2 separate regions of the Homo sapiens genome follow, and region 2 is linked to region 1. A link is a contact called in ENCODE Hi-C or POLR2A ChIA-PET data. All regions are on one chromosome and are shown on one strand. Each heading gives the region's core, a stretch centred on a gene start or an enhancer-like site at or near the end of the contact. The rest is flanking DNA. Distances are from core to core; before and after follow the strand shown.

Region 1 (7,606 bases), core at 2,025-4,524:
AGACGGAGTTGCTCTGTTGTCCACGCTGGAGTGCAGTGGCACGATTTCAGCTCACTGCAACCTCTGCCTCCCGGGTTCAAGCAATTCTCCTGCCTCAGCCTCCCGAGTAGCTGGGATTACAGATGTGCGCCACCACACCCACCTAATTTTTGTATTTTTAGTAGAGACGGGTTTTTGCCATGTTGGCTAGGCTGGTCTCAAACTCCTGACCTCAAGTGATCTGCCCACCTTAGGCTCCCAAAGTGCTGGGATTGCAGGCATGGCCACTGCATCTGGCCTCTTTCTTGATTCTTGATTACACTGTCACTGAGTGGGTTCTACATCAGAAAAAGATGAATAGGCCAGGTGTAGTGGCCGAATCCTATAATGCCAGCACTTAGGGAGGCCGAGGCAGGAGGATTGCTTGAACTCAGGAGTTTGATACCAGCCTGGGCAACATGGCAAAACCACATCTCTCAAAAATTAGCTGGTTGTGGTGGTGCATGCCTATAGTCCCAATTACTCCTGAATGCTGAGATGGGAGGATCACTTGAGCCTGAGAGGTTGAGACTGCAGTTGAGCCTTGATCATGCCACTGCGCTTCAGCCTTGGCAACAGAGTGAGACGCTGTCTCAAAAAGGGGAGAAAAAAATAGAATGTGGAGATAAGCAGATTTCAAATGTGAAGTGAAAAAGAAGCTTTTCATTGTTCAAACCATATTGCTAAGTGAGAAAAAGTACAGATGTGTATAGAATCTATGACTTTTTTCCTATAAGATGAAAAACTTGTAACATAATTGACACACAGAATAATGAAGAAAGGGAGACACAATTCTATGAGGATAATACTATACTGCAGATTTCACCTTCTGTTTTTACTTATTCATTAAATTATTTATTTGGAGACAGAGTCTTGCTCTGCTGCCCAGGCTGGCCTCAAACTCCTTTGCAGAAGTGATCCTCCCTCTAAGCCTCCCAAGTAGGTAGGTGAACAGGCACAATTTTTCTCCACCTTGGTATTGTTCAATGTTTTTAATAAAGAAAAAAAAATCTCAATGACAAAACCAACAAGGGGGACATTTTTAATCACATGCTGACCTTAATTCCATCTCTTCGTAGACATCACTGTTAAAACTTCTGGGCCGGGCGAGGTGGCTCACACCTGTAGTCCCAGCACTTTGGGAGGCCACCTCGGGTGGATCACCTGAGGTGAGGAGTTTGCGGCCAGCCTGGCCAAAATGGTGAAACCTTGTGTCTACTGAAAATACAAAAATTAGCTGAGTGTGGTGGCAGGCACCTGTAATCCCAGCTACTTGGGAGGCTGAGGCAGGAGAATGAATTGCTTGACCCAGGAGGAGGAGGTTGCAGTGAGCTGAAACTGTGCCATTGTACTCCAGCCTGGACAACAAGAGTGAAACTCCTTCTCAAAACAAACAAACAAACAAACAAACACCTGTAAAGTCAGCTGGGAGCAGTGACTTATGCCTGTAATGTCAGCATTGTGGGAGAAGGAGGCAGGCAGGTCAGAGGTCAAGAGTTTGAGACCAGTCTGGCCAACATGGTGAAACCTTGTCTCTACTAAAAATACAAAAATTAGCTGGGCGTGGTGGCAGGCATCTGTTATCCCAGCTACTTGGGAGACTGAGGCAGGAGAATCGCTTGAACCCGGGAGGTGGAGGTTGCAGTGAGCCAAGATGGCGCCACTGCACTCCAGTCTGGGACAGAACGAGACTTTGTCTCAAAAAAAAAAAAAAAAAAAAAGAAAGAAAAACTTCTGTGAAGTGTAAATTTTTTTCACCATCCACTCATGTTTCAATTGACCTATTTCTGTCATCGCAGTTATTAGATAGTCGTTGGTAATAAGTTTCTGTAACTGGCATTTCACCTGTTTTTCTGGTATCATATTAGTTCCTCATGCAGAACACTCCCCGCTGTCACAAGAGAAACAAATGATAATCACTTCCCAGGAAAGATAACAAGCTCGATAATTTAACATACGCCTAGTGTCTCCAGGTGGAGATTATCACCACCATTACCAATACCAAGCTGAGATTTCTCTTTCATTGTTCTTTACCTGAGACTGACTTCAAGTTCCTAAAATGAGTTGAAAATATAAGTTAGAATACCAAGTAAGGGATATTACATGAATAAATGTTTTGCTGAATGAATTGGACACAATAATTGACTATATAAGCAGGAGAGTTGTTTTTCCATGGGAACGACTGATTGACCTTTGTACTCTTTCTTTAGCCTCTCCTCTATCTTCCTTGGCATGGTCCTATCTGGATTAGTTCTCTTTTGTCCCTGGCAGACTGAAAAACCAACTCTAATGCCTCAGAGTGAGGCAGGAGAATAGGGAATTAGGGTAACCAAGAATGAAGGCATAAGCAAAAGAACAGCAGGTGCAGCTAGTTCTAGGCAAGATGAGGCAGCACACAGGCCACGTCCTCACTCCTGTGGTAACAAGACAGAAGTCTCCACTTCAGCCTCTGATTGGTTGTGCACCAGTCCTTCATAGGATTGGAGGCCTTTAAAGAACTCTTGGGGTATTATAAAATTCTAGCTTATTCATGGCAAAAACCGCAATTACTTTTGCACCAACCTAATAAAACCCTAAAAAACATTGTAATCGGGGTTCTTGAGCCGCTTGGTCGCCTGCTCCCACACCTACATTCCACTTCTGTGGAGTGTACTTTCCCCTCAATAAATCTGCGCTTTCATTGGTCCGTTCTTTCGTTGCTTTTTTTGTGTGTTTTGTTCACTTCTTTGTTCAATGCGCCAACAACTGGACAACTCACAGCCAAGACATTCTATCCGGTAACAAGAGTGCATTCATGTGAATTATAACAGAGTAATGTTTATCAGCCTCTGCTTCCAGTGCAAGCATTCTGTGTCTAAACGATTGTATAAAGTGATACACGAATTTGGATTTGTAGCCTTTGGGGGCCTTCACAGTATTTTTAGCGCCTGGGAGCTTGAATTTACAGAAATGTGAATTAATATTTTTGCAAACACTTAGGTGGTCAGTTACAAACAGGGATTCCCCAGGAATCTCAATATGGCCTCTAAGGAGGGGCGAGACCATCCTCTGCCCTAAAAGGGTACGCGCTTTAATGAACCCCCTGAGGTAGGGCTGGGACTTCCCTGCAGAAGCGCCTTTGGGAAGCGGCAGCTTTACTACCTTGGAACCTGGGGAACTACATTACCCAGAAAGCTCTACATTGAATGACAGCGCAACAGAACCAGTAAGGGCTCAGAATAAAGGCGTTTCTGTGTGCGCACGTAACGTAGTGGCGGGATTCTCAGCGTTCTCTGGTAGCGACCATTTTGGTTAATGTTGGGTGTGTTTCTGCGGTTTGTGAGGTGAGAGGCGCTGGAGCTATGGGTCCGAACCGCGGTGTCTGAACCCAGAAGGTGAAGAGTCCTTCTTGCTGCACAGAGGCAGATCTTAGGCCCCGTAACGGCGCCCGCCGCTCCCGGCAGTGCTTTCCCCGCGTACTCGGGATGGCGGCGGCCGCGCTGAGGCTCCCGGCTCAGGTAATTGTGCCTTCCCTGCCCTCAGGTCACCTCATCCTAACCCGAATCCTGAAGCAGCGAGAGAGCGGCGACTGTTCACAGGTCTGCAGCCCGGACCCGGCGTCGGGACACTGAGGCGTTCGCGGGAGAGGTCCTTGTTTCTGACACCTGTGGGATGCGGTGGGGAGAGCGACAGGCACAGGGACCGGCGCGGGCTATGGCCTGGAGGACAGACCCGGGAGGATGGAACCTGGGGTCCACAGGCGCCTGTAGGGAACAACGTGTGAGGCGAAGCTTCTCCTGGAAGAGCAGGCTGGGGGCTGTGTATTCGCTGTGAAGACGCTAGAAGCCATGGAGAGTTTCGAAGAAAGGAGGGATGCGATCCAAGTCCAGGCTTTTAAGGTTTCCCAAAGGCCAAAGGAAGAACATAGTAGAGGAGATGAGGACCTTAGGGTTCTGGGAGGTTGACTCCTTTGTTGATAGATCACATAGGTGGTAGAGATGACATTTTGCACTGAGACACGCAGGTCAACCAGTCTGAGGTCACCTGGCTCCAGCGATAAGAAAAGGTTCAAGGAGACCTGAGCTTATCAGATCCCCTTTGTAACGTCTGCTTTCCCCTCAGACACTCCTGGCTACAAAAGCACGTAAAGAACCCACTGAGGGGGTCGGGCAAGGTGGCTCCCACCTGTAATCCCAGCACTTTGGGAGGCCGAGGCGGGCGGATCACCTGAGGTCGGGAGTTCGAGACCAGCCTGACCAACATGGAGAAACCCCGTCTCTAACAAAAATACAAAATTAGCCAGGCGTGGTGATGCCGCATGACTGTAATCCCAGCTACTCAGAGGCTAAGGCAGGAGAATTGCTTGAACTCGGGAGGCAGAGGTTGCGGTGAGCCATTGCACTCCGGCCTGGGCAACAAGAGCGAAACTCTGGCTCAAAAAAAGGAACCCACAGAGGGAATTAGAGGGTGTTCCATTCCCTCACTGGCCTTATTCCCCATTCACATGTTCTCTAGCTTGTGATGTCCTGGGACTCTTACTTGCCATTTTTTCAGTCCTTTGATCTGAGAACACTGGAGAAACCCTAAACCCAGAATCCTAAGTCCATGACACAGGATGTATGGAGGTATTCCCATTTCTGTCAACCCATGTAAACATACTTTGAAGGTTAACTACAGAGTTGGTACCAGGTCATGAAATGCTTAGAGGTAAAAATTCGGTGGGGAGGCAAGAGGGCGGCGAGGAGGTGATGTTACCACAGTCCCATTTGTCTGCAGGCATCATCTGGCTGCAAAGAAGAGAACACACTGTGTTTGAGGGAGGAGGAAGGAGGATCAGAGTTTAAACTCCTGCCATAATGCAGGTGAGGGTTACTGGACCATATTAATGAGTAAGGAGCTGTGGCTGGATTCAAGATTCACAGTTTGTAAAATGGCAACTAGATTTTCCTTTTTTTTTTGAGCGGGAGTCTCGCTCTATCGCCCAGGCTGGAGTGCAGTGGCACGATCTTGGCTCATTGCAAGCTCTGCCTCCCGGGTTCACGCCATTCTCCTGCCTCAACCTCCCGAGTAGCTGGGACTACAGGCGCCCGTCACCATGCTCAGCTAATTTTTTGGATTTTTTAGTAGAGACGGTTTCACTGTGTTAGCCAGGATAGTCTCAATCTCCTGACCTCGTGATCCATCGGCCTCGGCCTCCCAAAGTGCTGGGATTACAGGCATGAGCCACCAAGCCCGGCCATGCCCGGCTAATTTTTAATATTTTTAGTAGAGATGGGGTTTCACCGTGTTAGCCAGATGGTCTTGATCTCCTGACCTCGTGATCTACCCGTCTCGGCCTCCCAAAGTGCTGGGATTACAGGCGTGAGCCACCAAGCCCGGTCGGTAACTAGATTTTCTAATAGACTGTGAGGGCATGAAAGGGGAATCAGGTATGACCACCAGGTTTTTGGTCTTAGCATCTGCAGTGATGGAAGCTGCATCAACTGAGATGAGCACATAGTAGGTATAATATTCATTGGGGATGTGAAGAATGTTGTTTTGACCATGTTAAGAGTCTGAGATAGTTTAGCCTCCATTATGACATTGACACACTTCAAATTTTCATGGTAAATCTTTTGTGGGGGCCAGGAAGGGGTGGTTGCAGGCTGAGGGCTGAATTTCTTGCTTGGGTCCCTGGCTGACATTGCCACAGGAGAAGGAGGCAAGGGCTCATGAAGATAGGGTATGTCAGACAACATGGTTTGTCAGGGGGCATAGGCTTTCCAAGGGTAGAATAGATAAGAGATGTAAGCAGAAGCATAGAAATAATTGAAGGAAGATGACACTTGGGCCAAGGCTGGTACTTATTCACCACTCTGTGGACTCACCAAGATTTTGAGAAAACTTTGTTGGTGCTTGGGGGTTTTCATTCGGCCTGGTGGATACATGCTCAGGGTAAATTTGGTTATCTGTGACAGACATTGGGCCTGGGGTGGACAGCTGATGGGCTGGGATTTTATTTATTTTTTTCTTTTGTTTTCCACTTTTCTTAGACCATTCTCCATAACAAGGGAGTGGGATTTAAATGACTCTAGGTGGACAGAGGAAAGTCGTCATTGTAGAGGGGTCACCAAGTGCAACACAGAAGTGGAATAGGGCCATGGATATCTAAAGCCCCACCTGGTTCTGTGGGGATGTGGAGCCATGCAAGAAGGCCTTCATAGAATGACTTGGGACTGCATTGCTATTGGGAGCCATGAGAATTCTGTGGTAATATTGGATCCTGTTTGAATTTGCCAAGCATACTCTGAATTCTGTCAGCCACATTGTGGCATAAGGCCGAAAATGAAAGGCCAATGTGATGTGCAACGTTGGTGTGTGGTGATACTGTATGACCTCAAATGGCCTGAGCACAAATCCCCTTCCCACTCTGTTCTATTGGATAATGTATCCTGGCCTAACAACCCTTTTCATTAAGGGATCAGGCACAGTTTCTGGTTATTATACTTTGTACTGGGTTTCAATTCCATTTCTACTCAGAATTATTTAAGCAAGTCAGTGGCACCCTCCTGAGAAATCAGGGGCTATCACACCCTCTTCATCCTACAAAGTGTGCATAACACTGTCCCTGGTTTCCATTTGTTGTCCACAGTGCAACCCCCATGTGGCCCTCTCTGCCAGGCTGTGAGTTATTTGATTTTGAAATTGCTGTGGATGGCATATGTACAGTCTCAGGTGTCAATTGTTTCCCCAACACTATAACCCTAAGGGGAGAATCCCACTCAGAGCAGTAGAAGGAAAAGAAGGGGATTAAAATACTTTGTTGGCCAGGCTTGAAGGCTCATGCTGTAATCCCAGCACTTTGGGAGGCTGAGGTGGGAGGATTGCTTGAGGCCAGGAGTTTGAGATCAGCCTGGGCAACTTAGCAACACCCCATCTCTTAAAAGAAAGTGGTTGATGTTGCACATACGTAAGATCCCATCTCCACAGAAGGCTGAGGCCTGGGGCTAAGGGGTTTGAACTTTCCATGAGCCATGATCACACTACTCCCCTCCAGCTTAGGCGACCAAAGGAGAACCTGACTAAAAGAAACCAAAACTGTAATTTGTGTTAAGGCTCAAAAGAAGCTGATGGTTGGGGGATGTCATGTTGGGCTGGCCGTGACATGTGCCTGTGCTATCTAAAGAATGATGTGTAAGGCCGGGCGTGGTGGCTTATGCCTATAATCCCAGCACTATGGGAGGCCGAGGTGGGTGGATCACCTGAGATCAGGAGTTTGAGACCAGCCTAGCCAACATGGTGAAACCCCATTTCTACTAAAAATACAAAAATTAGCCAGGTGTGGTGGTGGGTGCCTGTAATCCCAGTTACTTGGGAGGCTGAGGCAGGAAAATTGCTTGAACCTGGGAGGTGGAGGTTGCAGTGAGCTGAGATCCCGCCACCGCACTCTTGTCTGGGCAACAAGAGCGAAACTCCATCTCAGAAAAAAAAGAAGGATGTGTATTTAGAGAGGGAGTACGTCTAATGGACCCAGGCAACTGCACTGGGCTTTATGTGAGCTCGGATATACCACAGGCATTAGCTGTCAGGAGGGGGTGGACCCTTTTATGTTAAGAGTACAGCATAGCCG
Region 2 (7,606 bases), core at 1-2,500, 370 kb before region 1:
ATGGGCGCTGCTGGTGAGACAAAAGATTCTTTCAATTTTTGAGATTCAGAACATAGCACCTGCTGTCTGGCAGAATAAGAAGAGGACAATGGCAGGAGGACAGTACAGACCAAACCCCAAGCAGAGAAAATAGAAGGATCCACTTTAAGAACTTTCTGATGAGCTCGTTTCAATCTTTCTCCTACTCAGTCTCAATTTTCCACAGCAAGAGTACCTGTCTGCAGAAACCATGGGTTATGTGTAATAACCTCCTGCAGAAGCTTAATGTTTGAGAACTAACCCGAGCACCAGATTGTTTAAGTAAAACTTTAAGCAGCTGCACATAATGTTGCTCCTCAACAGACAGATTCTGCCCCATGTTACCCTGATTCAGAAACCTCCCGCTCCCGATACCTTCTCAGGGAACTGACCTTATATTCTCCGCCGGCAGACTCTCCCGTCCAGGGGTTCGTAGTTCGTCTGATCAGTTTCACTTTCTCTGCTCTGGCAGACCTTCCTCGTTCAGGTCCCTGGTCGGGCACCACTTGTCACGGTTGCTTCTGGACCAAACGAAGGAGAACGAAGGCAGAAATGAAGACAAAGACAAAAGGATCTGTTTGAAAGAAGGGGTCAGGGGGCTCCTAGATTCTAGGGAACAGGGCCCTGAGCTTTTACAGCCCTTCATATTTGTTAGGTAGACTGAATAGGGAGGAAAGGGTAACTGACGGTCAGCTATTTGATTTAACACAGGCCCACATGACTGCTTTCTTTGTTCAGCAGGTTCCAGATGTTCCTGTAGATAACCTCAAGGAGCAGGGGACCTGGGACATGACTGCCCCCAGCATTCCTTCTGGCGGCAGACGCAGTTTGTCAGTTTACCAACATCCTGCTTTCATGAGAACAGTTTGCGGTTTGCTCATAGAGCCTCCAGTGGTATAATGAGTTGGTCACGACCCTCATTCCTTCTGCCTCCAACACAGAATGCTCCCCTCCCACGGGCGCATAAGCGGTGACACCCGGCAGGACATGGCAGGTCGCGCCCTCACGCACCGCGCGCCTCTCTGCCCGCGCCGACCCGGGGTCGCGTTCCCCTCACAGGTCCCACCCGTCCACTCATTCACTCCCACCATCAGCACACTTAGGCCACGGGCGCCTCTCCATCCCTCACAATCACCCTCGCCTCTCCTCCACACACCACTCACCACTGTGGCAGCCTCCTCAGAGAGCCTAGCCGCCCGATAGTCCGCGCGCCCGTGAGCGTCTTACACACTGCCGCCGGCACTTCCGGTACGCACTTCCGCCTGGTGGCCAGCGGCCGCCCAGGACCTCACCTCCCAGAAGGCCCTTCGCCTTCCTGCCTGGAAACGGCCATGCACGGGATACAAGGCCTTCTGGGAAATGGAGTTCACAGCGCTGCGGGGCCGGAAGGGGAGCGTGGGAGCTGCGGATCGTCAGAACCTCTCGGTTCTGCGCAGGCAGCGCACCGGAAGGGAAGTATATTGACATCCATGGTTTTATATGTTCTTTGAAATATACAGCGTATGTACTTTTTTCTTTCTCTACGCGCACACATGTACACACATAGATATAAAAGTATATCGTTTGGAGATATTTTTCCCCCCTGAACCTTGTATATCCTTAAGCAGATGTCCCCTAAGAACACGTACATTCTTCAACTCACCCAAGTAACGACATTGAAGCCTGTACCCAATCCCCAGCCCATATGCTAATTTCTCCAGTTGTCCCAATGTCTTACGTAGTTTTCGTCTTTTATTCAAGCACAAACTAAACACGCATTACACTCTACTGTCTCATTTCAAGTTGCTTTCAATCTAGAATGGATCCTGTTGTTTCTTTATAATGATCTTGGCAGTTTTCATGTATCCAAGCGAGTTTTCCAAAATGCCCTCCAATTTAGGCTTGTCCGTATAGAGTATAAAACAATCATAATATAATTTTACAGGTTTTCTTCCACTGACCCTGCACATTTCTCCACTAAACATTTTTTGAAAACTTTCTGAAACATGGCTAGTATTACACCGTATGAATGCCATTTCTTTATCCCCCACCTCCAGCCATTTAGCTAGAAATTGAGCAACAGGTGTATGCAGTCCCTGTACATTCCTATTTCTGTATGTCCAGGAGACTCTCTGATAACAGGCAGGCCCTGCATGATGCAAATCACCTTAATCGAGGGAGGTGCCGGGGTACAGTGTGGGACATGATAATTCCATCTACACGCAGAAGGCCTGTATGACCTAGTGGAGGAGGCTCCCAATGTGCATACTGACTCGGGTTACACCTCCCTACTCCTACCACAGTCAGATCATCACAGGGGGACTTTAAAAATTCTATCAGCTCTGGGCCGGGCATGGTGGCTCACGCCTGTAATCCCAGCACTTTGGGAGGCCACAGTGGGAGAACCACTAAAGCCCAGGAATTCGAGACCAACCTGGGCAACACAGTGAGTCCCTGTTGCTATAAATGAAAAATTTTTTTAATTAAAAAAATTTACATCTAAATAGCTATACATGACTAGTGGCTACCATGTTGTACAGTGCATTCTGGAAGATGTCCATGTTGGATCTCCTTACAAAAGACCTATGGGAGACTGCTTTTCAGACTGGATGCTGATTTCTTCCCAGTTACCCATTGCAGAAACAACTTGAATACCTTGGAGGACATGAAGATAACACTGGAAATGGGGGACTTGGCTATTGGCTAAAACTTGTATGTAGGGGGCTCTCATAATTGGGGCTCATTGATACAGGAAATTTAACAAAGTAACTTGGAAATGTATGTGTGCGCTACAGCCACCCTCCAGGGACCTTTATCTTGTATCTTTGGTATCATCGAGTTGAAGCTGTTTTACACTCAACTGTTTCTGTCAACTGAACACACACACACACACGAGTATATATAGAACAAGTATGAATATGACCAAGACACACACTCTCTGCTCATGTGAACACTGTATGGGGGATGCAGACAGTAAACAATGAAAGAAATTATCAAACTTACTTTAATTTGAAACAGTTAAGATTTTTGTTTAAATTTATTTTTTGAACTGGTAATAATTTTACATGTTTCAAAATTCCAAAAATATAAAATGATAAAGAGTGAAAATTATTCCTCATCACTGTCCTCCCAATTCTTCTGGCCAACCAGTATGCCACTTTTACCCTTTCAGAGATTATGTGTGTACATATAAACAAATGTTTCTTATTTATTTATTTATTTTTGAGATGGAGTTTCGCTCTTGTTGCCCAAGCTGGAGTGCAATGGCACAATATTGGCTCACTGCAACCTCCACTTCCTGGGTTCAAGCGATTCTCCTGCCTTAGCCTACGGAGTAGCTGGGATTAGAAGTGTGCACCACCACACCCAGCTTTTGTATTTTTAGTAGAGATGGGGTTTCACCGTGTTGGTCAGGCTGGTCTTGAACTCCGGACCTCAGGTGATCCACCCGCCTCGGCCTCCCAAAGTGCTGGGATTACAGGCGTGAGTCACCTTGCCTAGCCTGTTTCTTCTTTACATAAATGGAAACATACTCTACAGTTTGACACCTTGCTTTTATCTACTTAACTATCTTAGAGCTCTTTCTCACATTAGTATAGTTTGAGGATCCCTAATTCAAAAATCTGAAATCTGAAACACTTCTGGTCCTGAGCATTTTGGATAAGGGATACTCAACCTGTATATAAAGAGTCTTCATTTTTAAGGCTATGATCTCCATTCCACCATAAATGACTTAGCCAGTTCCCCATGGTGGACATGGAGGGTTGTTTCCAAATTCTGACTTTTAAAATCAATAGCATAATGAAAACCATGTACAAACAGTCTGCACACATACAAATATATGTGTAGGATTTATTCCCAGCAAGTTTGCTTAGACAAAGGGTTTATGTATGTGTAATTTAGATAGTGGCTGATAAACTGCCCTCCACAGAAGTTGTATCAATTCACATTCCCACTGTAAATGTATAAGAACCCCTCCAATGCCCCCTTTGAGAAAACTCAAGGCTGGTAAAATACTGGGTGGAGAGCACATTGTTACAATCCTCCTGAAAGTTAATTTAAAGAGCTACATGAAATTCATAGAGAAAATCCTCAAAATAGAGTAAGCACATGTTACAAGACAACTAGAAGGGATTCCAAATTTCTAAACACAAGATAACTATACACATATATATTCCTCTGTGTGTATGTAAAATTTAGTGTACACTATGTATGTGTAGACACACGTGTATATTTTAAGAAAAAGCTGCAAGGAAAATTAGTAAAATCCTAATGGTAAGGACCATCTATGGATGGCTAAAGTATGAGGAATTTTACACAAGTTTTCATTTTTTTTTTACTTTTATGCATTTTCCAAGTTTTGCTACAAAGAACTCGCATTACTTTTATGAACAGAAAAAAACATGTCTTTTCCCTAGTTAACAGTAATTTCCACGGAGGAGTTTCTTATCTGTTTCAAAATATCTACAAGGAAATCAGTAGGAATATCATGCTTAGAAAATGTGAACTGAAATGAGAAACAGAAAATATGCAAAGATCTGAAACACTTCTGGTCCCAAGCATTTCGATAAGGAATATTCAAGCTGTATATAGAGTCTTCATTTTTAATGAATTTTTATGATCACCATTCCACCATAAATGACTTAGCCAGTTCCCCATGGTGGACATGGAGGTTCTTTCCAAATTTTTACTTTTAAAATCAATAGCATAATGAAAACCATGTAGCCTGCACACATATAAATATATATGTAGGATTCATTCCCAGCAGGTTTGGTGAGACAAAGGGTTTATGTATTTGTAATTTAGTGACTGATAAACTGCCCTTCATAGAAGATGTATAAGAACCTTCCCACACCCCCTTTGAGAACTCAAGGCTTGTTGAGTTCCAGTTGATTGCTTCATCCCAGCTTACCACCCTGTGGGGCTGCTATAACCTCAGCCAACCCCATGCCCCCTCAGAGAAGTATCAACTGTGACCCCTTCAGGACTGGCCATTTTGGGGGCCAAGGTGGAGGGAATGAGGCAATCACAGGCCTGACTTCCAGAGCTGTCTAGAACCATGCTGTCATTTTTGGTCCCACTGCTTCAGAGGGGAGGAGCTTTCCTGTCTGGATTCCCAAGCCTGTGCCCCAAACTGCTGGTGGAGCAGAAAGGAGGAATGATCCAGAATAGGGTTTTGGTACCAGACTGTTTGGTTCACACTCTGGCTGGGCCACTTGGTAGCACATTACTTCTCCTCTTAGGGCCATCCTGCACTGTTGGTGGCAGTGGGGATGAAGTAAGCAAATCCGAAATGTTTACATGGCAAAATCAACAGGACCTCTAACTCCATGGAGTGGGGAAGGGGAGAGGTCAAGAAGACTGGTTTTCTGGCTTCCATGATGGGATGGCAAGTGGAAACAGCCTCCAGGAAAGGGATCAGGGAAGCAGAGACTAGTCTGGGTGGAAAATGAGTTTTGTTTGGGGTAGGCTGGGTTTGGGGAGCTTTCGGCACACCTCGGGGAGTTGCCCAGTAGCACACAGCAGTTGTTTGGGTCTGAAGCCCAAATCTCAGAAGCACCAGACTGATTTGGTGGTGAGCAGCACAAAGCTAGGGATGTAGATGACACCTGGGGAGGGCGTGGAGCACAAGGTGGACTCTAGGACCCCAGCATTTAGGAAGGGTGACGGGAGGTTGAGAAGTCCCTGAAGAGTTAGAAGGAACCCCACAATGCAAGGAGATGGAGCTCTGCAAAGAGGTTAGCAGGCTTCACAGTCCTGGGGATGAAGAGAGACGACACCAGAGGTAGTACCTTGGACAGTGGTTGCAGTGGGTTCTGTGAAGCAGTGGGGGCGGACAGCAGGTCTGAGGTGTGAGCTGCCACCAAGGGAATAGGGAGCACAAGCGATTCTCCCAAGAGCTTGAAGGAGAAAAGCAGCAGATACGGCTAGCTGCCTCCATCATCCACCAAGGGAATAGGGAGCACAAGCAATTCTCCCAAGAGCTTGAAGAGAAAAGCAGCAGCTACGGCTAGCTGCCTCCATCATCCACTTCCCAGGACTTTTCTCTCCCACCTGTCTCCACCACAGAGGTTAGAAAGGTAAATACGAGGTTTCTAAGCCCCGTTGTTATTAGGGGTGGCCCCCTGACCCATCTGTGGCCAGTGAGACTAAGGGGGGCATGTGCTGCAGGCTTCTGGGAATGTTTTTCCTTTAAACACCATCAGCGGTAAGTGTTGGCCTGCCCATTCCCCCTTCTTTCAGTCTTCACTGTGGATGCAATGGCTGGAGCCATAGGAGTCTCCTCATGACCACAATGGAAAGGTTGAGAGATTGCAGAAAACATCGACTGTGACACAGCTGAGCCACTGAAAAGACAGCCTTTGAACAAAGCCTCATCTGTTTAAGCCATGGTCAGCTGGGTGCTGACATCAAATTCTAACTCCACCACTTCCTAGCTTGGGCTGGTTACTTTTGTTCTAGTTACCACTAACTTTTGTCCTGTGCCAAATTTTGCCTATCTATAAAATGGTACTAACTCACAGAACTATTATTGTGGCAGTGTCGGAGGGTGCAGCATTTAGCTATGCGAATGGAGGTTATCTAAGGAGACAGAAGTGGCGCAGTCCAAGGTAGGAGGCCAGAGTTGCTGTGAAAAGTGAGAGCTGACACGGCAACGTTTTGAGGACAACCCCGAAGAGGTAAGTGCAGAGAAACGAACTTGGGCCATCCACAGGGTCCTGTTGAACCTCTAGAGATGAACCACAAAGCTCTGGCTCTGGCATCCTGGAGGCCAGCTCTGCCTTGATTGGATAGCTGAGTTGTGACACTCCCAGCATCCAAAAAGCAAAAACGGACACGGGAAGTTCTTTTATTTTTTTCGAGATGGAGTCTAGCTCTGTCACCCAGGCTGGAGTGCAGAGGCACTATCTCAGCTCACTGCAAGCTCTGCCTCCCAGGTTCACGCCATTCTCCCGCCTCAGCCTCCCGAGTAGCTGGGACTACAGGCGCCCGCCACCACGCCAGGCTAATTTTTTGTATTTTTAGTAGAGACAGGGTTTCACCGTGTTAGCCAGGCTGGTCTCGATCTCCTGACCTCGTGATCTGCCCATCTCGGCCTCCGAAAGTGCTGGGATTACAGGCGTGAGCCACCGCGCCTGGCCTGACACGGGAAGTTCTGATGCTAATGCGTTCCAATGCTCAACCATTCCAACATGGTTATTCAAATTGCTGTTTTGGGGCCAGGCGCGGTGGCTCACTCCTGTAACCCCAGCACTTTGGGAGGCCGAGGCAGGTGGATCACGAGGTCAGGAGATTGAGACCATCCTGGCTAACAGGGTGAAACCCCGTCTCTACTAAAAACGCAAAAAATTTGCCGGGCGTGGTGGCGGGCGCCTGTAGTCCCAGCTACTCGGGAGGCTGAGGCAGGAGAATGGCATGAACCTGGGAGGCGGAGCTTGCAGTGAGCCGAGATCGCACCACTGCACTCCAGCCTGGGTGACACAGCGAGACTCTGTCTCAAAAAAAAAAAAAATTGCTGTTTGGCAGGGTGCATTGGCTCACACCTGTAATCCTAGCACTTTGGATGGCCAAGGTGGGAGGATCGCTTGAGCCCAGTTTGAAACTGGCC

What was found. Hi-C counts contacts between places; a loop is a spot of excess contacts on that map. ChIA-PET counts read pairs that join two places held with the same protein, here RNA polymerase II (POLR2A). Pooled maps may share reads with other maps.
Region 2: a pooled map shows a loop between it and region 1 (3-fold over the local background). The contact joins the promoter of ERVK3-1 here to the promoter of ZNF418 in region 1. A Hi-C loop is called at or near these places in 6 of 50 pooled maps. POLR2A ChIA-PET finds 5 or more read pairs at or near these places in 2 of 52 experiments (CD4-positive, alpha-beta T cell and H1).

The regions. Positions count from the first base shown.
Region 1 is chr19:57,931,070-57,938,675 of GRCh38, reverse strand. It overlaps ZNF418 (zinc finger protein 418), which reads left to right and starts at 3,274. Exons shown (of 6, transcript NM_133460.3): 1 at 3,274-3,515; 2 at 4,774-4,859. The coding sequence starts at 4,854. RefSeq lists enhancers at 3,307-3,396, 2,989-3,871.
Region 2 is chr19:58,299,021-58,306,626 of GRCh38, reverse strand. It overlaps ERVK3-1 (endogenous retrovirus group K3 member 1), which reads right to left and starts at 1,250. Exons shown (of 4, transcript NM_001396080.1): 1 at 1,182-1,250; 2 at 411-539. It overlaps ZNF8-ERVK3-1 (ZNF8-ERVK3-1 readthrough (NMD candidate)), which reads right to left. Exons shown (of 7, transcript NR_144447.1): 5 at 411-539. ZNF8 (zinc finger protein 8) reads right to left here. Exons shown (of 4, transcript NM_021089.3): 4 at 3,836-7,606. RefSeq lists enhancers at 544-1,044, 1,259-1,528.